Linked DNA regions of Homo sapiens: regions 1, 2, 3, 4, 6 and 7 are each linked to region 5. The links are chromatin loops, found by intact Hi-C in ENCODE. Cell type or tissue: endothelial cell of umbilical vein. All regions are shown on one strand. Region 1 overlaps CORIN (corin, serine peptidase). Region 2 overlaps TXK (TXK tyrosine kinase). Region 3 overlaps CORIN (corin, serine peptidase). Region 4 overlaps ATP10D (ATPase phospholipid transporting 10D (putative)). Region 5 holds the start of CORIN (corin, serine peptidase). Region 6 overlaps CORIN (corin, serine peptidase). Region 7 overlaps CNGA1 (cyclic nucleotide gated channel subunit alpha 1).

Region 1 (4,000 bases), 150 kb after region 5:
CACATAGAAACTATTAAATATGTTTTTTAAAATTTTTTTTTGAGATGGAGTCTCACTCTGTCACCCAGGCTGGAGTGCAGAGGTGTGATCTCAGCTCATTGCAGCCTCCACTACCCGAGCTCAAGCAATTCTCCAGGCTCAGCCTCCTGAGTAACTGGAACTACAGGCGTGAGCCACCACGCCAGGCCTGATTTTTGTATTTTTTGTAGAAACAAGGTTTTGCCATGTTGCCCAGGCTGGTCTCAAACTCCTGAGCTCAAAGTGATCAGCCTGCCACAGCTTCCCAAAGTGCTAGGATTACCGGCGTGAACCACTGTGCCCAGCCTAAATATGGTATTTTAAAACAGTATAACACAAGCAATATCACAAAGTCAAAAAAATTGAGGTAAACAAGCAAACAAAAAAAGGCAGCAGCAGGGAGTCCTTCTAGTAAAAAGAGTAAGATTACTAGAAGCTGGATTGCGTAGACAGCTGATGGAAAAGATGGGATTAAAGCTAGGCCTTGCACTCAGGTGATGTTTGTATACTGTGCAACATGATTTTCAATTCTCTAGGTGACATTTTGCAATGCATGGAGACTTTTTTTTATTGTCACAACTGTGAGAGTGGAGGGAGGTGCTACTGGCATCTAGTGGGTAGAGGCCAGAGATGCTGCTAAACAAACTACCCTGCACAGGGCAGCCCCCAACAACAAAGAATTACCCAGTCCAAAATGTCAAATGATACTGCCGTTGAGAAACCCTTTTCTAGAGCTGGAAGCCAATAGTAGAAAGAACTCAGAGAGTCAAGAAGCCTGGTTCTTCTCATGGTTCTGCTGTAAATGAGCTGAGCAACAGTGGACAGACCGTCTAACTCCTCTGGTCATTTCAGAATCAGAGGATTGGATGAAATAACCTCTGGTCCTTTCCATATTTAATCTTCTGTGGGTGGAAACTGAGCATCCGTACTTGCATCTTGAGTTGAGGCAACACATTCATGTTTATAGTCATAGAGACTGTACAGTTGAAAGAAGCCTTTGAGAAAAAGCCTTTCTGTGTGTTAGTTTTCTGCTCTAATTTAACAATAATTTTGAGAGACAAGAATTAATAGTGTGCGTATGAGATGCCAAACTGAAATCAATATTAACATGCAAGAATTTCAGAAGAAACATTTTGTATCAAGCTCTCCTTAAGAAAAAAAAAGGTGTGTCTAGAAAAACATCTACCTTAGGCCATGCAAAATTATGCTTGTTATTGAGCAAGAAAATCACAGCAAGCAGCTTTTTCAAATTTTGATTTGCTGGCCCCAAATTGCACTGACAACATCTCTTTCCAGGTCAAATAAACATTTATTTCAGTAAAAGGAGACACTGTGATCTTTGCCATTTGCTACTGTATTTGCATTTGCCATTTGTATTTCTGGCTTTGCAGTGCCTCTGGTTAAGGTTTTGCGTGTTTACTAATCACACAGACCTTAGGGAAGTAACAGATTGTTTTCCAAATGCAGCTCATTTTGTATCTCACTTCTAAAAATGGCTTCTAACCAAGCAAGTTATAATAGTAGAAAGTTGAATCCACACCTGGGAGAACAATGAGGATTTTTAAAAAATGCCTGAATCCTCTCCATTTATAAAGTAATTTAATAAATGAGGACATCAATTTTTAAAATATCTCCAATGCAGTGTTTTAGTATGAATTACCAGGGGTCCTAGAATGGGCCTCATAGAAGACAAATAAACTTTTGGAAATTTTTGGTGTGTTCTTAGGTTAATCAGATTCTGAAAGGGGTATTTGATTCCCTAGTAGTCCTACTGTCAAAAAAAGTGAGTGTAGTGCTTACAAAGAAATTAACTCCTAGGGTTTAAATTGTGCTGAAACACTGTCCCCCATCCTCTGGGCGAATGCATGCGTATACTTTGCACTGATCGTCAAGTTGAGAAGCCTTATTTCCCGGGCTATTGCTGATTCTAGCATGTTGACTCAAAACTTCCCACAAGAGTAATTTAGATTAAGACAAAAAAACATCAAAAAGATCTTTTAGAATTTCACAAGGTAGTGTATATATCTTGATGCACGAATTCCCCAGATCTACCCTGTGGGCAGAAGAACCAGTGTCATAACCTTTCCACTCAGCTGTCACATGTGTTGTAGCCTCATTCAGCAGTGGGGGTGCAGGGTGGGGAAATAGCGCCCTCTGCTGAGTGGGATAAAATACCGTTGTCAAGGTGATCGCTAGGACTTCTTAGTTCTTATATTTTCCCTTATGGTGGCTGTCCTTATTTGAAAATTATTCAGGCTGGGGGAAGTGAAAAATAAAAAGTACTTACAAAGTTCTGTATGCTTATAAGTATGGACTTACGTGTATATATGCGTGTGTGTGTCTGTGCACATACACACCTTCCTAATGAAGACACTGAACAGGTGATTTCTAAGGCCCATTCCATTCCTAAAATGATGTGATTCTAAAAACTTTAAGTTGTTTTTTTTTTAGAAGAGTGCTTTTTTGAAACAGTAATTTATGATTCATGTATATGTAAGTGTCATATTTTGGCAAGCCTAATGTTTTAACTGATCAATGCCAAAGGCTTTGGATAACGAATCGTCATCTAGTATGGGATGTTTACAGTAAAGTGGTGGCTGCTACTTGTATGAGATACAGGCTTCTGCTTGAGGAGAAACAATCAGCTGGAATTCAGGAGATTGAACCACTGACTGCTTGATTTCTGGCCTTCATCAGCCAAGTAGACTGATCTTCAAACGTGCCCTATTTTTTTGCCTCTTTCCTTTGTTCTTGCTATTTCATCTGCTTGAAATATGCTAAACTTTTCATTACATCCACCCTATTGAAATTCCGCCTATTTTCTGTATTCCTTCTCCAGCCTTAAGCAAACTGTTTTGCACTTAATTTACTTTAAATAAGGGAAATAAAAATATACTTAAGAAATCTAGTTTCTGTAAAATGCAGATTTCTTTACATATATTGATTTTAAACATTTTTACAGCTTTATTGAGGTATAATTTACATCCTATAAATTTCATCTATTGATTTTTAGTAAACTTATAGAGTTATGCGACTAACCGCACAATACAGTTCTAGAATGTTTGCATCTCCCCCAAAATTTATCTCCCACACATTTGTAGTCAGTCACCAATTCTAATCCCTCAGCTACTGTAACTACTTCTCAGATTTCTGTTTCTATAAATTTGTTTTTTCTGGGAATTCCATAAACGAGTCATATAATATGTAATTTTTGTATCTGATTTCTTTCACACAGCGTAACTTTTTGGGGTTCATCCATACTGTCACATATATTGGTAGTTTCATCCTTTTAATCACCGAGTAGTATTTCACTGCATGAGTATTACGTTTTGTTTGTCCATTCCAGTTAGTGAGTAGTTGGATTTTTTTCCAGTGTTTGGCTTATGAATAATGCTGCTGTGAACATCTATATATAAATCTTCATGTGGATATATGTTTAATTTATCTTGGGTAGATTCCTAAGAGTGGAATTCACAAATTAATTGTATGGTAAGGTTGCAGTTACCTTCATAAGAAACTGCCAGTTTTCCAAGGTGGCATTATTATTTTAGTCTCACCAGAGATCCATGAGATTCATTTTCTCAAAATCCTTGCCAATACTTGCTATTATCCATCTTTTCCATTGTAGCCATTTTAAGGGATGTGTAGTTATATCTTCTTGTGGTTTTAATTTGCCTTAGCTTATTTTTTTTTCTTTTGTTTTGTCCTGCCCTCTCACCTCCCGCTGCCTTTGCTTAATGACTAATAACGTTGAGCACCTTTTCATGTGTTTTTATGTCTTTCATGAAGACTTTCTATTCAAGTCTTTTGACCATTTATAATTGAATTCTTTTTCGTCTGATTATTGAATGTAAGAGTTCTATAGAGACTCTGGATATCCAAATTTCTTTATCATACATATAATTTGCAAATATTATTCTAGTATTGTCCCAATACCGTTTGTTGAAAAGAACATTCTCTTTCCATTGAATTGCCTTACACA
Region 2 (4,000 bases), 250 kb before region 5:
CTTGAACCCAGGAGGCAGAGGTTACAGTGAGCTGAGGTCATGCCACTGCACTCCAGCCTGGGCAGCAGAGTGAGACTCTGTCTCAAAAAAAAAGGAAAAAAAAAAAAGAATCTAGTTCCCTATTGATTCTTTGAACTCTCAGCACTTCCGAAATGTCTATCTAGAAACATTTCTTCTCAAAGTTTACATCACCCTTCTGAGATGTTTAAATATGTGCATCTCATAAGGACAATTTAAACTTTGGGGAGAAATGCTTCCGTTTGACTTCAGATTTCACTGTTACATTACCAGGAGCCTTAATCTTCACCCTTTTGATAAATTACAATTCTTTTTATTTGGATGTTTGGGTTGTTGTTCTTTGGTTTCAAGGGTGCCTGGGAAATGATTCCTCTCCAAGAGAAGCTACTAAAAAGAGCTGCTGAAAGTATCGTCTTCATCTTTTTTTTTGTTTCTAATAGAACATGCACAAAGTTCAATTTGAACCACTTTCTAGCAAATGTGGTATTTGTAAATCTGTGAGAATACGTAAGTGCCAGGGAATCCTATTTTCTAATTTGGTGACATTTTATTCCTTTAAACTTCTCTCAATAGTGGGATTCAGAATGTACTGAAAAAATTAATAACACAATATATTGGGAAAAAAGTAACTGGGACTCAGGATCTCATTAAGTTAAGTGGGATGGAAGCAAGATTTCTGGCTATTATTGGTGCCTGTATTATTCCTCTGGCCCACAGATAGTATATATAATACAAAGTTCTACCATTAACAATTTACTTAAGTTAAACATGATTCTTTTTAATTTCTTAAAAATAAACTTAAAAAATTTAAAAACAAATAGAATAGTGTACAACTCATAAGTCTATAGATTGATTTGTTTTGCCTGGTTTGATTACGTTATATAAACAGAATCGGACGCTGCAGTTTTTTGTGTCTGGCTTCCTCCTCACCTCATTACATCTGTGAGTTTCATCCATGGTCCTGGGTGGGGTTGGTTTATTTTCACTGTGGTGCAGTGCTACACTGCATGACATACCACAACTGATTTAGCCATGCTTCTTGTAGATGGCCATTCGGGTTGTTACCAATTTTTGGCTCTTACAAATAATATTGTTAAGAACATTTTTGTGTGTGTTTTGATGAAGTTAAGTGCACATTTACATTCCAGCATATGTTGGATATGTGCTTAAGTGTACACCTGCTGGGTCATAGGCTATGCATATGTTTAGATGTAGTAGATACAGTCAGTTTTCTAAAGAGCTTATACCAAATTACACTCCCATCAACAATATGTAAGTTCTAGCGGCTCCATACCTTTGCCCTTGCCAATATTTTATTCTAGGTTTTTTTTTACATGTTAGCCAATCTGGTGTGTCGTAGTATCTCATTATGGTCTAAATTTACATTTCCCTGATGACTAATTATTTTTATCAATTTGGCTTAGTGGCCATTTGGATATTCTCTTCATAAGAGAATACTCCATTCACATTTTTTACCCTTAAAAAAGTTAGGGTATATGTCTTCTCTAGTTGATTTATTTATATTCAGAATAAGAATTCTATGTTGGTTGTATATTTTAGAAATATCTTCTGTGGCTTAACTTTTTACTTTCTTAATGGGGGTATTTTTGATGAACAGAAGTTTTATGAAGTATAATTTATCAATATTTTTCTTTGTGGTTATATTCTGTTGAATAAATTTATGCCAATTCCAAGGCCATGAATATATCCTCCCATGTTACTTTTAAAACATACCTATGAGGCCGGGTGTGGTGGCTCATGCCTATAATCCCAGCACTTTGGGAGACTGAGGTGGGCAGATCGCCTGAGCTCAGGAGTTTGAGACCAGGCTAGGCAACATGGTGAAACCTTGTCTCTACTGAAAATACAAAAAATTATCAAGGCGTGATGGCGTGCCTGTAATCCCAGCTACTTGGGAGGCTGAGGCAGGAAAATCACTTGAACCTAAGAGGTGGAGCTTGTAGTCAGCTGAGATCGTGCCACTGCACTCCAGCCTGGGTGAGAGAGTGAGACCCTTCCTCCAAAAAAAAAAATAATAATAATAATAAAATAAAACATACCTTCTATAGGGAGGGGGAATACTTTGCATAGCTGGTAGAAGGGACTATCAGATTTTACAATTCTTTTAAATGCATTATTCAAAAGTTCCAGCAGATGGTGGTATTGCTGTATTAAAAGGAGACACTAAACCATTAAGTTTGGTACAGTTTTCAAGAGGGTTATTTTAAAAACAGTTTATTTTTTCCTGATTTGCTTCTATAAAATGAGAAATATACAGTAAAAATTTCACTTCAGCTATACTCTTAGATATATGTGGGTTAGATTTCTAACACTGAATTTGTTTATTAGATGATTTCATTGGACTTTTCCCTAAGAAGAAAAAGTATCAAGGGAGAAAAGCCCTTTAGGAATGGAGTGAGAAGACCAACAGGAAGAACTGAAATCACAGTTTTATTTGCCTTACAAGTTTACTCACCAGGAAAAAAAAACCAGACTGGGAACATAAATATTTTGGGTCCCAGGTCTAGTTTTGGTAGGTTTAGTTTAGAAAGGCACAGAAGTGTGTTCGCTGTTGTCTTTGGGAGCAGAGAGTGCATTTTGTTATCCTTAATTTGTTATACAAACATCACCAAATAAATAAAGTTTGTGTTTTGAAACTTGAGTCCTTGAATTACGTTTAAGCCACAGTGAGAGTATTAAAATGGCTTCATATCCTCTCCACTTTATACATTTTTTAACCTCTCTGTCAAATAATAGATACTTCCTAAACATTTTCCAGCCCTAATATTTTAACAGTCTTTCTTTCTACTTGTAACATGGATGTTTTACTTTTTCAGAAAAGTGGGAGATAGATCCATCTGAGTTGGCTTTTATAAAGGAGATTGGAAGCGGTCAGTTTGGAGTGGTCCATTTAGGTGAATGGCGGTCACATATCCAGGTAGCTATCAAGGCCATCAATGAAGGCTCCATGTCTGAAGAGGATTTCATTGAAGAGGCCAAAGTGATGATGTACGTATAAACAACACCCTGATAAATATCATACCATGCCCTGGTGTCATGGAAACAACATGAGCTTTGGAGGCAGCCACACCTGGATTTGTGTCACAACTTTGCTCAAGCTCATTGTGTAACCCAGGCACATTATTTGACCACTGTGTGACCTGGGTGAATTATTTCACCTTTCCAAGCCTCAATGTCTTCATCTATAAAATGGGATGAAAGTACCTACCTCACTGGATCAATGTGTGAATTAAATAAGAGAATTTATGTAAGTGATGAGACAGGAGAATTCCCTTGACACCTTTGCAGAATGCCTTGTGAAGAGGGTGGCTCATTTACTCAGCCGCTGTGTGCTCAAATCCCTTACGGGAGGAGGAGCATGCAGGTGAGCCAGGGTGAGTGCTTTTGGGCTCTGGCCCCACGACAGTGTCTAGAGGTGTTACAATGCTCTTTTAGCTTTTCTGTCTGCAGATGGCTAAGTGTTAACCACCTCAGTGGAAAGTCAGGGTGACAGCCTTTTGCATCCTGCCCTCTTGATACCTGGGTCCTTGTATGGCATCCAGGAAGAATCAGGTCACACGGACTTGAAGGATGGTGAATGCAGAGATTTTATTGAGTGATGGAGATGGCTCTCAGCGGGATGCATGGGGAGCTGGAAATGGGATGGAGTGGGAAGATGATCTTCCCTGGGAGTTTGACCATCCTGCAGCCGATCTCGTCTCTGACTGCCCCCAGCAGAACTCCTCTCAATGTTTAGACACTCCTCCTCTTCTCTTCTTCTCTGCTGCACTGCTCTGTCACCTGCCAATGGAGCTTGGGGTTTATATGGGCACAGTACAGGGGTGTGGCAGGCTAGAGCAGTCTTGGAAAGGGCAGCATCTGGGCACAAAAATAAAAATGCCTGTTCCCATTTAGGGCAGCAGGTTTCCAGGCTTGAAGGTGGGGATTTTGCTGGGGAACTGCCCGCTTCTACCTAGTATTT
Region 3 (4,000 bases), 170 kb after region 5:
ACATTTCTGTGCCATGTTGGGAGGCAAAATACAGATGTGTCCTTGCCTTTGAGGGTAGGAGCAGGAATGCTATTCTCCTCATTCCGGTGTGGAGGGACTAATCCATCACTTCTCCCTTGTGGTATGCAATCCAGACAATGGGGAGAACCTGCAAAAGCGACTCCTGGGCATGTCTCTCCTGCCTCCCTGTGCCCATGCTGACCATGGCTGTGAAATCCAGGCATGGCTGTCATGTCCCAGGCCCTCTCTCAAGCCTCCCACAGTGTTCGTCAACCTTTAGTTTTACGCTTACTCGTGCATTTTCCCCTCTTATTCAACACCAAGGAAGAAATGAACAGGTTTGCTTTTTGAATAATTCCCTAAGGGTCTAGCAATTTCCTACTCTCTCTTTGCAAGCTTCAGTTGGTAGGAGTAAACGGTGTAGTCATGTGGTAGAGAAGCCAATCACTATAATGGTTACAGACTTCTGTCCTTAGGAGCAAATAGTAGAAGAGAGGAATGATGTATTTACAAAAGCATTTCCATGTGCATTTTCTAATAAGTGAAAAAAAGATTGAATACAATATTACCATTTGGTAACACGTTGAATTAATGAATGAAGACATGGAGCATCTACAGCTGCTAACATCACAAAAAGAGGGAAATCAGAATGATGTGGCTTCTGGTGAAAGAACAGCTTAGCCACTTCTAGTCTTGTGAATGGAATGAAGCCCAGCCCACTCTTGTTGATTCAGCTGCCGAGGTTCAGAAATAGAAAGAATGGGGAACGTGTTTAACTTCACCAGGAGTGTGCGATAAGCAAGATTCAAAAGCTGGTATACCCTACAAGTCAAATGTCTGGGTTCTTCTATAGTTAAATTATAAAGAAAAACAAAAGAATGGAGGAGGAACCCAAAGACTACGAGAGACTTAAAAGACAGGACAAGTTTCAAAAAATGGGCAAGCCTAAATTACAATATCCAGGGGTGGTACACACTTAGGTAATAAAATTATAAAGAAGCCGGGTGCGGTGGCTCACGCCTGTAATCCCAGCACTTTGGGAGGCCGAGGCGGGCAGATCACAAGGTCAGGAAATTGAGACCATCCTGGCTAACATGGTGAAACCCCATCTCTACTAAAAATACAAAAAAATTAGCTGGACGTGGTGGTGGGCACCTGTAGTCCCAGCTACTCGGGAAGCTGAGGCAGGAGAATGGTGCGAACCCAGGAGGCAGAGCTTGCAGTGAGCCCAGATCGTGCCACTGCACTCCAGCCTGGGTGACAGAGCGAGACTCTGTCACAAAAAAAAAAAAAAGCATATATATATATATATAGAAGAGCAAGGAAGTGAGACAGTTGAGATAAGACAAGATATATGGAAGGTTTCTGCGGTGTCTGCCTGAGTTCAGTTTCTTGACCTGGGAGGTAGTTATAAGGATGTTCACCTTAAAATAATATCAAACTATTAAAAATAATAATGTTAAAGAGGGATTTAGAGTTTGAGGCAAAGATGAATTTTTGAATATTATTATATACGCAGCTAGATGTAGAAAAGTCACATTTTTCATGTAAATGACCATCGCTTAATACATGATTTCTAGTAACTTCAGAGTATCACATCATAACGATATAACACCATTGAGTTAACGATCCCATCTTTAGGTTGAATTGAACGAATCTTGTTACAGACTTTGAAAGGTGGAATACCATTGAGATTCCATCAGGATTTTTTTCTTTGACAGATCTTTATTAAACCTCATCTGTGTTCGGGACACTGTACTGGGTACTACATCAAACTTATATCGGAAGCACAGTTCTGCAGCCCTAAAATATCCTCACGTTTGTGATGCGATCTCCCTCTAGTGGCGATTTTTAAATCAGGATCACACATGAGCCTAATGCTTAAGATAAAAAAGCTTATTGATATCATAAATCATAGAATTTGGGGTTGACAGGTATTTTGAGAGTTTATCTTGCTTAGCATTCTGTGAAGAATGCCTTTAAAGGAATAAAACTCAAGATCCAATAAACCTTACCGAATTCAATAAAGATCTACAGAATAATATATGATCATTACTTAATCCTTTCCTTTTCCTTGGCTCCTAAACACTTAAAAGTTATGTCTTAACCCAAATCAAAAGTGATACATTCTCCACATGTAAAAAAGAGAAAAATTATTCATGCGATATGTTCTGTTAATCATCTTCAGTGAAATACATCAATAAAAAGTTGAACCTTGATGGGGTGGTAGAAAGAAAGAAACGGAGGGTATGCACAAGGAAAGAAAGGACTGCATCAGAAATATCTGTAAGTGAACCAATTGTGTAAAATTTTAAGTATATTAAAGATATCAGGAAAAAAGCATAGAGTTAGAGCTGCATGTGCTGACTTGTAAGATGGTCATGACAAATAAGCAACAAAAGCAAATTGAAGGGTGATAGGAATGGTATGCTTCTGCTTTGGCAAAAGCAAACAGAAATCCCTGTCTAAGTGTGCAAAGGCATGTATGGATAAATGTGAGCGGGGAAAGGCATGGAAGCATTCAAAGCCTTCTGTTGGCTTGCAGGGAAGGTAACAGAAAGGGGAGTGGAGAGATGTTGAACTTTTTCTTTCTGCATCTTTGTAGTGTTTTTATTGTTATGAAAAACATGCATTTTTAAATCTTGTAACAAAATATTTAAATGTTACTTCTTGTCTTAGTTCAGACTGCTATAACAAATCATTATTGCTTATAAACAACATACATTTATTTCTCACAGTTCTGGAAGCTGGAAATCTGAGATGAGGTTGCCATCATGGTCAGGTTCTGGTGAGGACCCTCTCTGGGCTGCAGATGGCTGACTTTTCACTGTATTCTCACACTGTGAAAAGAGAGCGAGAGAGATCTGTGTGGTCCCTTTTATAAGGGCACTAATCCCATTCTTGGGGGCTGTACCCTTATAACTCAATCACCTCCCAAAGCCTCCACCTCCTAATACCACCACATTGGAGGTTAGGATTTCAACATATGAATTTTGGGGGAACACAAACATTTAGTCCATAATGTCCAACCCCTCCTTCACAAATCACAGGAAAGGATAAACTGAACCGACCAACCCCAAACCTCTTCCGTCTAGTCTTCTCTCCACTCTGACTCATCCTCAAGATTATGCCAGCCTTTCAGTGTTGTGTCTTCTTCAGCAAACTGAGAGTCATATTGCACTTCATGCATCATTTTTTTTTAATCAGGCCAACATCAGCCTCCTTATAAATATAATATCTGTGATATCCTCGGATTCTTTCAATTAAGAAGTAGTCCTGGAGATGTTTTAATATTTCAGCCCAGTCCTTATTGCAAATCTATTTGCATGGATACCACTTCTTAGTCAAATAATTAAATTTAATTTGAATAATCACTCTCAATAAGGCATGGAGTCTTTGGTCTGCCTGGGCGAATTTTACCAGGACACTTGCTTGCCTGCCTCTCCACACAGGGAATGTGGCATATCTACTGCAAACAGAGAGAGGGAGCTGGGAGCCTCTCTGCTGTATTCCCCCAAAGCTGCCCAAACCACATTTATCATTGGAAGGAGTGTTAGTCTGTTTTCACGCTGCTGATAAAGACATACCTGAGACTGGGCAATTTACAAAAGAAAGAGGTTTAATGGACTTACAGTTCCACATGACTGGGGAGGCCTCACAATCATGGTGGAAGGTAAAAGGCACGTCTCACATGGTGGCAGACAAGAGAAGAATGAGAGCCAAGTGAAAGGTGAAACCCCTTATAAAATCATCAGATTTTGTGAGACTTATTCACTACCATGAGAACAGTATGGGGAAAACTGCCCCATTATCAGTGATCTCCCACTGGCTCCCTCCCACAACAAGTGGGGATTATGGGAGCTACAATTCAAGATGAGATTTGGGTGGGACACAGCCAGACCATATCAGAGGGCTTCCCAGTTCACTCTTGCACTACCTTTTCCCTTTGGACTCTAGCATTTTGTTCAATATGTCTGTCTTAGTATGTTCAAGCTGCTAC
Region 4 (4,000 bases), 350 kb after region 5:
CCCATACCAATGATGTATATATTATTGTTTAAATAATCAGTGAAACTACTTTTCTTATATACAAGAAATAGGGCAATTATTTTCTGTTTGGGTAACTACAGAAGTTTTTAAAAAGCAAAGGAAAATAACATGCTTAAAAGAAAGATTAATGGTAAGAGATAAAAAGAATAATGAATAGGAAAGTAGAGTTATTTGTAGCTGAAATGGAAAGAATTTAGCCCCTGAAAAATTGTAAGATCAAAAGATTATATCAATAGACTACATCAAAGGTTTTCTAAAGGTCTCCCACAGATTATTAGCTCAAGCTATACAGATGAGGCAAATAAGCACATTAGAGACTAAAATTCTGAATTATATTCTGTTATTTTCTTTAAAGAATATAGCATATTACTGGATATGTGATGAAGATAGATAGGTGGTAACATTAGTTATTTTGTTTAAACTATAAAAAGGAAAATTCAGTCTGATAGATGAAAGATTTAATTAATTTCGAAAATGTATTAAAGATTTTCTTTTGGAAGCTAGTGGATGAATTAATATTAATATAATTATTACATAGAGAAGCATTATTTCACAGTGGCTAAAAATTACTTCAGCACATGACTTAACGCAATAAAAGCATGGATTACACATGTCAATTACTTAAACTGTCTCAACACATATATTTAAACTGTACCTGAGGCCTATAAGTATTACTAAGAATAGTATATAAACACAAATAAGAGGCAGATCAAAACTACAAATGGTATGAAAAACAAGTTGGTCTTCATTGGAATTATAAAATAGATTCATGATAAATACCCGATCCCAATAATTTACTCAATGGTACCTACACATCACACTACATTTAATTTGAATAAGTACTGATAATATAATTAGCTATTTTCAAAACTGCAACAAATTGCTAATAGCAATTAGCAGAATGAACACAAGTTTGACAAACAGATTCACAGTTGTCCCTTTACCACAAGCTTTTAGCCTTTCTGAGCATCAGTTTCCAAATCTGTAAAATGGAAATAATATCACCACCTCACACAATTTTGTAAAGAGATTTATTAAACAATGCACTGTGCCTAACACACTGAAGGTGCTCAGTAATTTCAATCTTTCAACTAATATTTTTGGCACTCCTACTATATGCCAGGCATTGTTATCGATACTGGAAATAAACCAGGGAACAAAACGGACAAAATTATCTGCCTTCTAGGAGTTTATTTTCTAAGGTACATTTATTTTACCTTGTCCTAGGCACGGTGCTGAGTGCTTTGGGAATGAATAAACTAGCCCCAGAACAGGTCAAGTATTTAGTTCAATAAAAAAGATAAAATTAGGATAATCATGCAGTATATGAATTTAGGGAAACCAGAAAGTCTTATGAGAAAGCATGGTACGAGGTCAGAGGATAGAAAGGAAGAAGAGGAAAGGCTTCCCAGAAAAGAAGGTATTATAAGTGAGCCTGGTTTAGAATCCTGACAGAAGAGATTTATAGATTTTAGAAAAGGCAAGGAGGCAAGGAGGGTGGAGACTGTTTATTTAAGTAACAATGAGTAGTTCAATATGGCAGCAGTTTCAAGTACAAATTAAGAAGTGATGCGAAATTAAATGAAAATCTAGGTTGGGACCAAACTGAAGCCCTGACTTGCTAAGATGAAGAATATGGGAAATTGCCAAAGATATCTGAGAAGACTGTGATATGATACAGACATTTATAAGATTTATTTGCACTTCCTTTTGGCCAGAACCACCATCTTCCAGTAATTCGCCAAAATGACAAACACAAAGGGAAAGAGGAGCGGCACCCCATACATGTTCTCTAGGCCTTTTAGAAAACATGGAGTTGTTCCTTTGGCCACATACCTGTGAATCTATAAGAGACGTGATATTGGAGATTTCAAGGGAATGGGTACTGTTCAAAAAGGAATGCCCCACCAGTGTTACCATGGCAAAACTGGAAGAGTCTACAAAGTTCCCCAGCGTGCTGTTGGCATTGTTGTAAACAAGTTAAGGGCAAGATTCTTGCCAAGAGAATTAATGTGCATATTGAGCACATTAAGCACTCTAATAGGCGAGATACCTTCCTGAAACGCATGAAGGAAAATGATCAGAAAAAGAAAAAAGCCAAAGAGAAAAGTACCTGGGTTCAACTGAAGCACCAGCCTGCTCCACCCAGAGAAGCACACTTTGTGAGAGCCAATGGGAAGGAACCTGAGCTGCTGGAACCTCTTCCCTATGAACACATGGCATCAGAGGTGTTAACAAAATAAATAAAATAAAAGACTTCTGACTGAAAAAAAAAAAGATGTATTTGCAAGAAGTGTGAACAATACATTGAAAGGGAGAAAAGGAAGGACGACTCATCTGGAAAACCTGAATAATGTGCTTCACAAGACAGTTTGCCAATTACCTAACAAGGAGTAGGATCATTAGAGACTTCCTAAGGCATCTCTGAGCACACATCTGTGACAACAGCAATCCTACTGGCTGACAAGGGCAACACAACAATCTGGCATGAGCCACACTCTCGTGTTCTTCACTTGCCCTATACCACCCGTGCTGGCTCCACTCCTGTCCTCTGCCCGTTACCAATCCTACATCCTAATACTACATATCCACATATTCCTATCATCAACCCATCCATCCTGACCATGACCCAAATCAAGCAGGCAAAGAAGATGTGACAAATTAGGCATTTGGGACCACCATACTTCTTCTCATGCACTAGCCTGATTCAAATGAAGTAAGACAATCTGGGAGCAGAAAGCCAGTCTGGGACTCAAAGTAAAAATTACCTTTCAGAGTTTCCATATCCCATTGAAAGCATTTCACTTTTTTCTTAGTCCTTGGCTTAGGGATCTTAAAAGTATAATAATGCTTCAGATTCAGGCAATTATTTTTCGACCTTGGCAAGGCAGAAATGTTGATTTCTAGCTAAAGGACATCACAGATAAATAGAATATTTGTGAAGAAAATATCTGAGGACATCTCTCTAGGAAAGAATTTAGTAAAGAAGAAGAGATGTTATAATTTAAAATGTTAACTAAAACCTTCTAACTATATTATTATAGTCTAATTAAGGGGAAATGAAAGTTTAAAAACACAGGCTAAGTAGTTATGAATCCTATAAATCAAAGAAAAAGATTTCACAACATTTTGAGACAGGTCAAAATTGATTTTCACTTTCCTTCTCATAACCAAGAAAATTATGATTTGTATTACCTAGCCTACCTAAAGAGTTAAAACCTTGTAAGTTTTACTAAGAGGAATGTAGTAGTACCCATCTTCCTCATTCAAAAAGGCCTTAAGCTGAATAAGCAGACTTTAGAAAAAGAAATTAAGGAGTATTTAATTAAAACCTATCAGCCGTAGGCCCTGGCAAATGAAATCAACAGGAAATTAAAGGGAAGTAAAGCTCAAATCTGTTCAACAATGCTTATTATTTTAGAAAATAGGTGGAGGCGAAACAGTGAATGTGAGCAGAATAGCTTTGTTTTGTGATTTCCCTTATAATCCAAATGTTCTCATCAGAGAAATAATTCAGAAATAATGATACCTAACATAAAAGTACACACAATAAGGGAGATGGGGGACTTTGTGAAAGAGGGGATATATAATATCATATATGTGCTCTTTATACTAGGACTAATTGCTTCATTAGGATAGTGACTTGTTTTCTCTGATAACTAAAATATAAGTCACTGCAGAAACTTTAGAACTATATATTAACACCATGAGAAAAATACAAATCAACTATAATCCTACCACCCAAATATAAATACTATTAATCTTTGGTTTATTCCCCACCAATAAATTGGGTTCTGTGCATAGGTTGATTTTTTTTTCAAAACTAGGATATCATTTTGTAACTTGCTTTTATCCACTTCTCATACCATAAACATTTTTCCATATCATGAATATTTTCTCATATTACTGAATAATTTTCCCAACAAAATGATACATTTTGATTTGTTGTCCACGTTTGTTAATGTGATGTGTGAAAATG
Region 5 (4,000 bases):
CTCCTTGACGCTGCCTTAGAAAAGGTAGCTGCTTTTGAATGACAGGCAGGAATTTGTTCGCCTTTTAGGTTCAGCCTGTAGGTGCCCTCTGCAGGAAATCAGGAACTAGGGTTTTGGAAGCAGTCAGGGTGGGGTTCTCCCTTGTCCCTGCAGCCTCAGCAAAGACTCAGGCAGTCTGGCAAAAGCAGTTTCTTCAGCATACCTAACAGAACGCAAGTTTCCATATGCCTGATGCAAATAATGGCCTCCAAACGTTAAACCTTTTTTGAGATAAACTTGTTCTTTAATTGCCAGCGCCTGCAGTTAATTTTGATTGGCTACACTCTGGTTAAAAGAAAATGCTTTCGATGTGATATGGCAAATTTGGAGAAAAGTAACTCTTTTGCTCCCAACCAGTCTTCCACAACTTAAACTTAATCGTCCTGTCCTTTTCTGCTGCCCTCGTGGAGTGTAAGTTTTTGAGGGAGACCAGCAGAAACTGACTTTCCATATGCCCCTGAAGAATAACTTCTTTGAATGCAAAGAGGTGGGGACACGGAGGATCTGTCATTACGGGTTATTATGGGTGGGACCCAGAGACGGGAGTGAAGGGAGGGTGTGGCCCGCGGGTGGGATCTGTAGAGCAGACAAAATATGGGGCCCCTGGCGCTTAAAGTTCAGTTTGTCTCTCTTGAGCTTGGAGAAAATCATCCGTAGTGCCTCCCCGGGGGACACGTAGAGGAGAGAAAAGCGACCAAGATAAAAGTGGACAGAAGAATAAGCGAGACTTTTTATCCATGAAACAGTCTCCTGCCCTCGCTCCGGAAGAGCGCTGCCGCAGAGCCGGGTCCCCAAAGCCGGTAAGATCGATGATTCGCTGTCCTACCGCAGCCAGGTGTGATGGCCTCTTAGTCCCGGTGAATTCAGGGTCAGCCCCTCCCGCCCCCGTCCTCTCCTCCGCCCGATGCCACCTCCTTCCCCAGCCGCCGGTGAGCTCCCGCTCTGACAGTTCCGCGCTCAGCGCCCTGCACCCAGTTCCCAGGCGCACGGCCCTGGTCCCGACCACCACCCCGGTCGCCCGGCGTCCGAGACCCTCCCAGGGTCATGGGCAGGGTTTCCTTCAGTGTTCGAGTCGGCTCGATCCGGAGACCCCGGTCTCCATGCCGGGGGTGATGCCACCTTTCCTGCAGAGTCCCTCCTCCGCACGGTGCCCTCCAAGCATCTAGTGGACTTGGCTGCACACTGGCGGCAGGGGAGGCTGCAGGTGGAGCTGTCGGAGCCAGCCCCTCGGGGATCTACAGCTTCCTGTCTGCGCCGGCGTCTCGGGCGCCGGGTGGCTGGAGGGACTGTGCAGCAGTCTTGCCTGCCCCAGACGTAAGCCCCCTTCCCCAGCTGCGAGCGCCTGGGTGTCGGTCCCTCCACAGCCCGGGCTCGCGCTTGGTTCCCCGGCCCCCAGTTGGTGCCTGGGGATCACTCGCCCGTCCTAAGTGCTGGCATCCCAGAACTGGCCCTCTTGCAGAGTGCTGGGAACTTGTAGGTCCCTGCGTGCAAACTTTCTCCGGCGTGAACCTGCCTAGGCACAGGAGGGCTGGCCGCCGGGGGCGCAGGCTCTGCGCTGTAGGATTTGGTTGGCTCAGATCCAGTCCTGGGAAGGGGCAGCGTTGGCTCTCGTTCAGGAGGAGAAAGAAAGGGAAGGGCACCACGGACAGTCCCTACTGGCCTGAGCCCCCAGGAAGAAGGTCTAATTTGCGGCTGCCCCTCTCCTTCGGTGTCATTAGGGCCCCGGAATCCGCTTGCTACCGCGAGGGTCCCAGCTGCTCCGAATCGGGGACCGACCGGTGACGCTAGCTGCAGGCAGAGAGGGCAGGCTGTGCGGGCGGAAGGGAGGTGGTGTCTTGTCGGATCTTACTGGGACCCAGTTCCTGAGCTCCCGTGGCAGGCGCCTCACTCCTGCTACTACCTGCTCGGGGCCAGTGGATGGCAGTGTACGCGCTTTTTGCACGGCTCCCGGTTCCTGGGACCGAGCCCTGGGAGCTCTGACTTTGAATTCAGCAGGGAAGCTTCGGGGCTGGGCATTCCCAGGGAAGCTGTTCGAGTAATTCATAAAGTGGAGCTTTCCTCCCGCGGGAAACTTCTGAGAACGATGCGCTGCGAAGACGGACTCCTGTACAAGACTTCGATGACTGACATAGGCACAATTGTGGCTTCTAGTTTTTATTTTAACTTTTTATTTAAAGTAACTTATCGATGGAAGCGAAACTCTGCAAAGGAACGTCAGACCGCTACCAGAAAGGGGGTGAAGTCAGGACTTACTGGTGATTATTGTCCAAGGACACATTTAAGCAGATAGTTTTGAAATTAATTTTGGCATAACCCTGAGACAATGAGAAGAAACAATGCATTTATAAAAAGTTATTAAACCATTTTTTTTTGTCACAGTCAAAACATTCATTAGCTTGTTTCTATTATTAGGTGCCCAATAGGTTTGTTGTGTGAGATTGTGCTAAAAATTGGTCCTCAGATCCTGGGACTTGAGAGGTTAGAGGAGGTTCCTGGGGCTTGCGAGGTTAGAGGAGATGTCTGCATAGACTCACGTGTGGGCTTGGCTGACCAGGCAGGTTTTCCATAGAATGCTTTCCAGGACACCAAGAATTTCAATAGGATGAACTATTTTGGGGTTATTTGGGTGTGGAAACACATCAACCTCAAAACCCCAAGATTCTATAAGGCATTTTTTAAGGGGGAGGGGACTCTTTCCAGAAAGTTCCTTTCAGGGTAGGCTTACAGGACCAACGATGAAAGCCTCTGTTAACCTTCCTGTGGGTTAAAAAGACACACCAAGAATTGCTCTATTAACCTTATCAAGCACATATCCAGGTACAGAGACACTTTCTTAAAAGATGCAAAATTCATTCCATCAGAAACCTTCCTCATAATGCTGCAGAAATCACAATAGCAACAGCATAGAAGGCAGGCATCAGTGCTTCCGCATCTTGCATTCCACAACCAGCTGTGGTTTCCTTTTGGAAGGGTCACATTCTCCACCATAGCTTCATGTGGATTTCAGCAGTTGCTAGTTCTATTGACTGGCCAGCCCCTCTGTTGACCTCCCCCACTGTTGGGGGCAGACAGGAAGTTAGAGGAGAAGCTGAGTGGCCCAGGAGCTTCAGAGAGTCACTTTCAAAAGCCTGTACTTTCAAATCTCCATACTGTTAATGAGGTACTCCTTTCCTTATTTTTCCTCTTTTCCGCACTTGTAGCCTCTTTCAACACAAAGACTTGTGGTCTTAGGGTTTCTGAGTGTCCCCACTGCTGGGGTAATAAGAGCTCTCTGAGGAGCAGGAGAGCCGCAACACTGAATTGTTGCTGAGCGTATCTGAGGGGGAAAGGTTTGTTTGACCTGCTACTTCTACCTAATAAGTTATTCAACAAGTATGGATTCATGCATCCTGTTAGCCCCATCACTATTCTTGGCATTCCATTTTGCTGGACCAAATGGAAAATGAGGCTGGCTGGCTAAAGGGTACTGACCTGATACTGGCTGGCTAAACATACTAGGTTCACACTAAACACTCAAGGGATTCCAAGACTTACCTGTTCCTCAGAGTCTACACACTCACATAAAGACACACACAGACATAATACACTTGTTTGTTTTATGTCTGTTCAGAGAGGGTGGAAATGGCAGACCCCTTAAGAGTAGAAGGTGCTGTAGATGACCTGCCTTGGTGGGAAGAGTAGGAGCTTTGGTGTCAGACCTCTGACTCTGCCCCTTAAGAACCGCAAGGCTCTGGGCAAGTCAAATAATCTTGCTGGGCCTCAGTTTCCTTGGTCAGAAAATGTAGATGGTACTACTGACCACTGGTAAGGACACTGCAGACTGTGGAATACGTACTAGAAGTACTTTATGTAATAGTGGTATATTCTGGTGAAGGTTCCCTAACCTTTTTTTAAAAAACTACTTTATTGAAGTATTGGCGAGCAAAAACCTGTATATATTTAATGTAAACAATGTGATAGG
Region 6 (4,000 bases), 130 kb after region 5:
TTGAAATGACTGTCACAAAATTTTCATAGGATAGTTGCTGAGAAAAGTTGGTAGTTTTCTTTTTTTTCTCTTCTTTTAAGAATTTATTAAGCCTATTATACCACGCAGTATGTTTTATACACTAACATACAACTCCCTAATAAGATAAAGCAAAGATAAAAAAGTTTATCTTATTAGAAACAAGATACACCACCACTTATTGTCTTCAAACATTATTGCACTTTAACTTTCTTAATTTGACAAAGCATTCAAGAAACATCTGCAGACTAGTTTTAACAGACAAATAACACCTGTAAGCAGACATGACTGTCCTAAATTGTTTATTAGGTATGAATTTTACAAACTTTACTTGTATTAGCGGTAACGGTGGAGCTGGAGAGTATTGCGCCTTCTCCAAGCTGCCCGGCGAGAACCACAAATAGTGTGGTGGAACTTATGGCCCTTTCCAAGGCCACGGCTCTTTCGGCCTGCAGATGTCAGCCCACGCATCTCCCTGTGCTTGTGGACTGGTTTGGTGATCCATGGGGTGTCAGGATTTCTTCTGATAGCTTTATGGAATGGATCAATGAGGATAACCTCAAAAAATTTGTATGTGGAATCTTCACCAACCCAGTAAGAATTCAGGACTCCCAGAGCCCCACAGTGGCGTCCAGCTCGCTCCTCCGCAACGGACTGAAGGCTTCGAGCAAAATTTTAGCTGGTTAACACCATGATGGACAGGCTTGCCGTAAGTTGCACCCTTAGGAACTGGGCGTTTTCGGCCACCACGGCTAACACAAATCCTATGTATAACGTAACCTTGCTTGGCCTTGTAGCCCAGTTGGCGCGCTTTATCAGGCCGGGTGGGGCGGGGAGCCCTGTGAAGAGCAGAGAGCTGGCGGTACTGCCAGCAGCGGACCCTCAGAAGAAAGCGCGTGACATCAGACTGCTTCTTTCTCCATAGCTCCTGGATATACTTGTATGCACCCATCTTGGCTTACCTGATGGCTGCCGCCAGACGGAAAGGCAAAAGTTGGTAGTTTTCTTGAAAGTCCATAGAGTAGAGCAGTTTAGAGCTTATGATACCAACAAATTTCGGAAGAACTTTTCTACAGCTGTGAAGAATTTCATTTCAATCTGGATACCACGGTGAGAAATTCTAACAGGGATTTGTAATGAGATTATCTTGTAATGAGATCACCTGCTGAAAAATCCATTCAGCATCCACAGAAATCACATTATGTACAAATTAGTAGTAAAAATGTATAAAAAGCCATTTGAAACAAAACTGGCTGAGTAAAAACTGAATTTCTGAAGTTATTGTTTATTATAAGAATGTAAAAAGCAAATTCTAAAATAAATGCACAAATAACATAGTTATTGGTTTATGAGGATTCATATTTTTGTGTTGGCATGTAAAATGCAAAATGATTTTTAAAAGAGCTATGATTTTGTTTTAAAATAAATACTGAAAACACATGAAATAGGATGGTTTTCAAATACTGTTACACACGGGGGGCACTTCACAAATATTTTACGGGCCGTGTGCTTGAATTTATGATGTGGTCTCCCTCTTGTGGTAGGTGTTAAGAAAGGTACTGGCTTCAAAGCAGTTAATAAATTTCTTTCCCTTTTGCTGAAATTTGAATCTGGAAAGCATTTTGAGAGGTCAGGCTACGTATTTTTCATTTTGACTATGGCTTTTGGGAAGCTTGATTATTTTAACAAAAATCAACCGATTGATCAATCTGTCTCCTCCCCCTATGGCCACGTCGAAATCAGTTTTGACTATTAGGAAATCTGACCTAGTTTCTCTATCTTGTGGCCTGTTTTTGGTGTATTGTGGCCAGAATGTATCTCTTAATTTTGGCAGTAGTATTTTCCATCTGCTTTAGAAAGGCTCTAGGTGAATGCAAAGTTTATTTAGTTCATGCTCTACACTTGTCACTCTTCTGGGTCCTTCAGCCACAGCAAGAAACCAAACAGGTAAAATTCACTGCCCTCACAGAGTTTTTGTTCTATCACAAATATAAGCATGGTTTATGAAGACGTAAACCATAAAGACTGACATGTTAGACTTCACGTTTGCAAAACTTTCATGTAGCTGAAGAAGCTATAGATTTAAAAGACAAATACAGGAAACACTGGGAGAAAATAATTGCAACACAAGGAGCTCTGATAAACCAGTCAGGGGGAAAAAAAGCAGTAGAAATGTGTGCAAACAGTAGGAGTAGGCATAAACTGTGAAGGGCTTTCACTTACCTTAAGTAATCATTGGTAGAAGTGGGATTTCATTATTTCAGATTTACTCAGTCGCAATCACAAGCCAAGTATGCCCTTCAGAAAAGATATCTCTTAGCTGAAATCCACTGGGTCGCCATGCCTCTCACCAGTTGAGGGGATCAGGCTGAATTCTTCCCTGTGTGTGCCTCACAGCGACTACGTGCTGAGTATGGCTGCCATCGTGTGATATGGCTTGGGAACTGCACGTGTCCTACCCTTTTGTCAAGTGGAAAAAAATGAACCTTCTCTCAGAAGTATCACCTGTATTCTGAGTTCAGCCCCTCCTCCCACACCCTCCACCACTGACATATCTTCATGTTATGAAACCTCTCGGGGTTAAGCATATTCAGTTGATCGATAGCGTGTTTTTAGAGGAGACTCTGTATCTGCTCAAATTGCAGCAATGAGAGTTCATAGGAATAGGAGCACAGTTTTTGACTTCCCGTTATCTGCTCAATGCGTTCCCTCTTTATGGATAAAGTAGACCATTCTCTGCTTGACTCAGGGCTAATCTTAAGGCCAGATATTTTCTGTACATTTCTTCCCCTGTAGTCTCTCCTGAAACTTCAACCTCTTTGAACCTCTTACCCCTTATTGCCCTGGCTCGTTCTGTCTCCTTGATTGGATGGCTATAGATTGTTCACAGGGGCCATCATTCCTGTTTACCAGTATAAAAGAACATGTGAGTCCTGTGAAGATTCTGGAAACATTTTAGCAGTTTTTCTCCCCTCCCTGCTGAGTGCTTGGATGTTGTGTAACCAATCCTCTAGACTTAGCAAATTGGGAGCTATGACTCTGGAATGCGAGTTAATTAAATTGTGCTTGTATTTAGTTTTACGCAAGGTTAATTTTTTTTTCCCCTGTTAGGTTTAGTCTGTGTGGCTTTGTTATATGCAATCCTGGTAACTAGGGATACTGAGAGAGATTTTATGTAGTGTGCTGTGAAAGGCATGCGGTAGTAGAAAAGCGGAGGAGCCTGGGAGAAAGAATCCAGAGACCTCTGTGTTCCACCAGCGTGTAAATCATTTAACAGGACACAAACGATTAAACAGTGAAAATCAACTTTCCTGAAGCAATTGACTTCCTTTTCTGTTTATGAGCCAAAGAGAAGTTCGTATTAAATAATTCTGTTCCTAGATGTTGTTGTATTAATGCCTGTGTGTGTTGATCACTTGAGACCACTTTCTCCTCCAGTTATCTGGGTTGTTTCAAAGAACCCAGGTGCCCCTACCTTCCAAGTCTAAGTAGATATGCTATATCCATAAGTTTGGGGGTTAGGACCTCAGCTTAACTGCAGGTTAACCCTTTAAGCAAAAGGCGTTTTTCAATAGTTTGAGATGGCCATCTTTCAGAGGTGAGTTGTACACTTCCCAGCCTTAGTAAACAGAACATACTGGGCCTTACCTGATTTGGTGCTCGGCACTTTATGTCCATTACTGATTAATATACTCAGAGACGATCCCAAAGTAGGTGGGATTCAGGTAAGGAAACTGAAGCTCAGAAAAGTTAAGTAATTCGCCAAAGCAGCGCAGATAGTGTAAGTTTAAATACCAATCTCTGCTTTTCTACAAGATTACCTTTATTTTCCTATCTCAGGTCATGATTGTGAATAGTTTCTTTTCTGGTCTGTAGATTCAGTATTAGTGTGGATATCAGGGTGTTTATGAACTCATTTCCTCACCATTAACTTTTTTCTCTTAATTATGGTAGTGTTCAGAATGGAAGTTATCTGATTATT
Region 7 (4,000 bases), 97 kb before region 5:
CCTCACTTTCATGCCATTTCCATTGTTGAGTGAAGCGTATTTGAAGTAACTGAGAATTACCATGTACATCATATTTGGGATAACATTTTTAAAAATTAGACTGCAATAAAGTAAAATTAATTATGCAACTGTAGTGAAAATGAGTTATTTGATAATTTAGCAGGCAGTTTAGGATCTTGCAGAACTTCAGGGTCATTTTAAGGAAAATCAATTATTTTTGTAGTCTAGGACTGAGAAAGAGTGGTTGAGAGAAACTTTTTACCAATAAAGCATGATAAATCAGACTTTATGAATATATATATATATACACACATAGATATAGAGATATATTACATTGAAAATCATAAAATGTTTTAGGAATCTTTTATATTAAATTTTAATTTTTTTCTGATTACTAAGACCTGACAGCAGTGGCTATTTTTTTACTTCTCTGCCTGGCCAGCAGTAAGAAAAAGGGATAAAGTAATAATATTTCTGGACGATTAACAAGGGAAATTGTCATAATGTTAAAAAAGGCGACTTGAAATTTCTGGAGACCAGCATGAGCATCACCTGGGAGCTTCTCAGAAATGCAGAATCCTGGGCTCTACCCCTACCTACTGCATCAGAATCTGCATCTTAGCAAGTGTTTCATATTCACGTTGAAGCTTGAGAAGCATGCATGTAGAGAACCAGGAAGGAGTTAATGAGAGGATGGTCCTAGAAAAGAAAAGGAAACTATCTGGCAAGTGTGTGGATGTGGAAAACATTGGTAATCAATCAGCCATCTTCTGCTGAACCCAGATGTGGCTCAAAAAATCTTTCTTAACACAGATCACTAGAAGATTTCTATCCCTATCTATAATGACATGATTAAAAATGGCTTCTTGTTAATTTGACATTTCAGATACTTAAACAGACCTTGCTTGGGGTATGCTGATGGCATATTTTATTCTATTGTACCAGTAGAATATCCATTGAACTATACATTATGTCTTTGAAGTCCTGTGTTTCCATTCATCTTGGCTGTTCCTTCAATATCTTCACTACAGAAATGTCTAGTCCTGGAGTGGGTGCGTTGTATATAATACCATAACGTATTTCTCTCTGACACAAGTTCTCCTTTTCCTTTCTTTTTCTTCTTGTTCTTGTTATTACTTCTTCATCTGCGTTTTGTTCTTTTTCTCTGTGCCATTTCTTGCCTGTTATAAAAACCTCTAAGACAGTGTAAAGAGGCTTACTGGCTACCCATACCAGGTAGATATGGTAAGATAGGGAGAATGAGGGTTACATACCTGGCTTAGAGCTGGCTCCCAAGAAGAAGCACCCCTAATTACAGCATCCAGGACTAGGGTGAATACTTTGACTCTCATCTGGGCTAGAGATATAGCCAAGGATTCTGATTTGGTGACCCCTGGCCCAAGCTCTATAGTCTTGCTGATGCTTACATTGGACAGGTGGCTGATTCTTGGCTCAAAGTCTTGGGGTAAGGCGAATTTAGCCAACTATTCTTTTTTTCGTGACTCCTCCATGTAGAGAGGAATCTGATGTGCTGAAATTGCACTGTGGGCTTTAGTTTACAGGCACCTGGGGTGCAATGCAGAGGTTCATAATTGGATTCCAGCTTCATCAGGGAGTTTTTTTAAAGACAGGAAACATATGGCTTTAGGGAAATTCATGATAAGAGTGTTGACTTGGGTACATGTGGATGCTAAAGCAGGAACTCATCTTTTAGCAACCCAGACACCAGCCATATTCCAAGTTGATTCTAGACGCCAATTGGTCATCCAGAACTAGCATCTTAACATATGAGGACTAGAACAGGTTTGGCATAAGGACAGGAGTGAGGGTGGGGAGGTGGGTAGGATGAAATCTGAAGATCCTTAATACCTGTGTCTGAGAGGAGCTGGGACTCAGAGATGGTAGATCAGTGAGGGAATAGAAATTCAATCTCTAGTCTTGCCAATAAGTCTGGTGCGTGTTTACCCTGTTCTTCTGCCAACTCTATTATAATATAGAGTTCTCATAGGAAGAGACTGCTTTAACATTTTGCATACATTAAAAAAAAAACCCGTTTCCAACTTAAAATATGGTGTGATTAAGCTTCCTACCATTAGGTGGCAATGTAGGTCTACAATTATAACCTTGAAAGCCCGAAGCTGTTTAGAGATTACAAGCGGTGTAATCAGTGCTCTTTGGCAATAAAGAGTAATATTTCTCTGACACAAATATTTCCAGAAGATTTTAGTATACAAACTATATACTAGTTTGAACTGAAAACATAATCAAATAAAATTTAAAATTTAAATTTAATTGATAAAGTAATAAGACACATTGAAGCATTTGAATATTTCTTAATTTCAGGAAGTTCACCAAGGGAATAATAATAATTACATTACAAAAAGCTTACTGATGTTTAAGACATGTACTAGAGATAAACAAAAGGGGACAAAATGGAGCAAACGGTGTTTATATTAAAATTAAGTTTACATTTTTATTTTTAAAAAGTCCATTGCTTTAAAAAGTCTTAAAACTACTGATTTAACAGTATTGGAAATAAACCTACTTAGGACACTGTAAATTTAGGTAATGTTCTTCCTCGTGTTAACTGAAACTGTGTTATTGGATGCCCAGGTTTATAGACTGTTCAGAATACAAAATATGAATCAACAGGTGTGTAGACTCAAAAGAAATAGTTTGATATCCCCTAAACTAGTTTATCTCTAGGTGAAGAAGAAAGAAAGTGGGGAATTCAAGGAAAGGGAAAGGAGAATGTAGAAAGGCCTCAGAGATCATCTAGTCCATCCCTACTCATTTTACAAATACAAAAATCATGGCCAGGCAATAGTAAGGTTGTTGAGAATGTAGAGTATTAGAAACTGAGTGAGAGTGGGAATCTTTTTTTTTTAAACTGAGTCTCACTGAGGGAGGCAGGAGGCAGCCACATGCCTAGGCAGATAGGGGCAGGTCCCTGGTGAAACACCACCTCCAAGCTGAAGACAGTTTAAAGCCTGAAAGCCAAGCTACAAGTTAAATTCTCAGACCAGATTGAGAACTTGTCTTTCCGTTTGGCATGCTTTCCTCTGATTGATCCCCACCCTTCACCTACTTTACATATACCTACCCTTTTCTGTTGGTTTTCTACACTGTTGTGCCCACCTTTGAGTGATGTCTTCACTTTAATCTTTTTTGCATACTCACAAACCAATCAGCATGCACTTCCTATTCTGAGCCCATAAAAGGCCCCAAGCTCAGCCATACTGGGGGACTTTTTCCCACCTTTGGGTAGGGGAACCACCCCCACTACCCCACGTCCCCGCTTTGCTGAGAGCTTTCCTTTCGCTTAATAAATTCTACTCCACTCACTCTCCAGTGTCCATGTGCCTAATTCTTCCTGGTCATGAGACAAGAACTTGGACCAACTTGGACCTACTTGGACCTACTTGGACCTACACACACGTGCCACCACACCTGGCTAATTTTTGTATTTTTAGTGGAGATGGAGTTTCACCACGTTGGCCAGGCTGGTCTCAATCGCCTGACCTCGTGGTCCGCCCACCTCATCCTCCCAATGTGCTGGGATTACAGGGGTGAGCCACTGCACCCAGATTTTTTTTTTTTTTTTAGTTAGGGTTTACTCCCCTCTCCCAGGCTGTAGTGTAGCGGCTACAATCTTGGCTCATTGCAACCTCTGCCTCCTGGGTTAAAACGATCCTCCTGCCTCAGCCTCCTGAGTAGCTGGGCCTACAGACAGGCATGTGCCACCAGGCCTAGCTACATTTTTTTTTTTTTGAGAGGGAGTCATGCTCTGTCACCCAGGCTGGAGTGCAGTGGCATGATCTCAGCTCACTGCAACCTCTGCCTCCCAGGTTCAAGCAATTCTCCTGCCTCAGCCTCCCAAGTAGCTGGGATTACAGGCATCTGCCACCACGCTGGGTTAATTTTTGTATTTTTTGTAGAGTTGGGGTTTCACCATGTTGCCCAGGCTGGTCTTACTTAACTCCTGAGCTCAAGCGATCTG

The links. A loop is a pair of places that touch in the nucleus more often than their neighbours do. Peaks named below come from ENCODE experiments on the same cell type or tissue, not always from the same donor. Only the 100,000 strongest peaks of a DNase experiment are listed, where the experiment ranks them.
Region 1: it touches region 5 in a loop (11-fold over the local background); 60 of 110 quality-filtered maps call a loop at or near these places.
Region 2: it touches region 5 in a loop (7-fold over the local background); 7 of 110 quality-filtered maps call a loop at or near these places.
Region 3: it touches region 5 in a loop (10-fold over the local background); 26 of 110 quality-filtered maps call a loop at or near these places.
Region 4: it touches region 5 in a loop (2.3-fold over the local background); 2 of 110 quality-filtered maps call a loop at or near these places.
Region 6: it touches region 5 in a loop (7-fold over the local background); 66 of 110 quality-filtered maps call a loop at or near these places.
Region 7: it touches region 5 in a loop (2.8-fold over the local background); 10 of 110 quality-filtered maps call a loop at or near these places.

The regions. Positions count from the first base shown.
Region 1 is chr4:47,684,643-47,688,642 of GRCh38, reverse strand. All of the region lies in intron 6 of CORIN (corin, serine peptidase), which reads left to right. Among named protein-coding and RNA genes, the nearest start is that of MIR8053, 34 kb to the right of the region's middle. In endothelial cell of umbilical vein, a CTCF peak has its summit at 2,170 (motif pointing left); a DNase peak (open chromatin) is centred at 2,172.
Region 2 is chr4:48,085,493-48,089,492 of GRCh38, reverse strand. TXK (TXK tyrosine kinase) reads left to right here. Exons shown (of 15, transcript NM_003328.3): 10 at 2,856-3,027. Among named protein-coding and RNA genes, the nearest start is that of TXK, 47 kb to the left of the region's middle. In endothelial cell of umbilical vein, CTCF peaks have their summits at 1,950 and 2,157 (motif pointing right); a DNase peak (open chromatin) is centred at 2,192.
Region 3 is chr4:47,666,867-47,670,866 of GRCh38, reverse strand. All of the region lies in intron 10 of CORIN (corin, serine peptidase), which reads left to right. Among named protein-coding and RNA genes, the nearest start is that of MIR8053, 16 kb to the right of the region's middle. In endothelial cell of umbilical vein, CTCF peaks have their summits at 1,651 and 1,851 (motif pointing left); a DNase peak (open chromatin) is centred at 1,836; H3K27me3 peaks cover 550 bases.
Region 4 is chr4:47,489,229-47,493,228 of GRCh38, reverse strand. The region is part of intron 1 of ATP10D (ATPase phospholipid transporting 10D (putative)); the gene reads right to left. It also overlaps the pseudogene RPL21P52. Among named protein-coding and RNA genes, the nearest start is that of ATP10D, 6.0 kb to the right of the region's middle. In endothelial cell of umbilical vein, a CTCF peak has its summit at 2,498; a DNase peak (open chromatin) is centred at 2,378.
Region 5 is chr4:47,834,726-47,838,725 of GRCh38, reverse strand. It overlaps CORIN (corin, serine peptidase), which reads left to right and starts at 659. Exons shown (of 22, transcript NM_006587.4): 1 at 659-839. The coding sequence starts at 777. The region is part of intron 1 of LOC101927179 (a long non-coding RNA gene); the gene reads right to left. In endothelial cell of umbilical vein, a CTCF peak has its summit at 1,956 (motif pointing right); a DNase peak (open chromatin) is centred at 1,985; H3K4me3 peaks cover 1,305 bases; H3K27me3 peaks cover 183 bases.
Region 6 is chr4:47,703,342-47,707,341 of GRCh38, reverse strand. All of the region lies in intron 5 of CORIN (corin, serine peptidase), which reads left to right. It also overlaps the pseudogene RPL15P7. Among named protein-coding and RNA genes, the nearest start is that of MIR8053, 53 kb to the right of the region's middle. In endothelial cell of umbilical vein, a CTCF peak has its summit at 2,382; no DNase peak of the experiment used is centred here.
Region 7 is chr4:47,932,105-47,936,104 of GRCh38, reverse strand. It overlaps CNGA1 (cyclic nucleotide gated channel subunit alpha 1), which reads left to right. Exons shown (of 11, transcript NM_001379270.1): 11 at 1-128. The region is part of intron 1 of LOC101927157 (a long non-coding RNA gene); the gene reads right to left. Among named protein-coding and RNA genes, the nearest start is that of NFXL1, 20 kb to the right of the region's middle. In endothelial cell of umbilical vein, a CTCF peak has its summit at 2,095 (motif pointing right); a DNase peak (open chromatin) is centred at 2,094; H3K27me3 peaks cover 295 bases.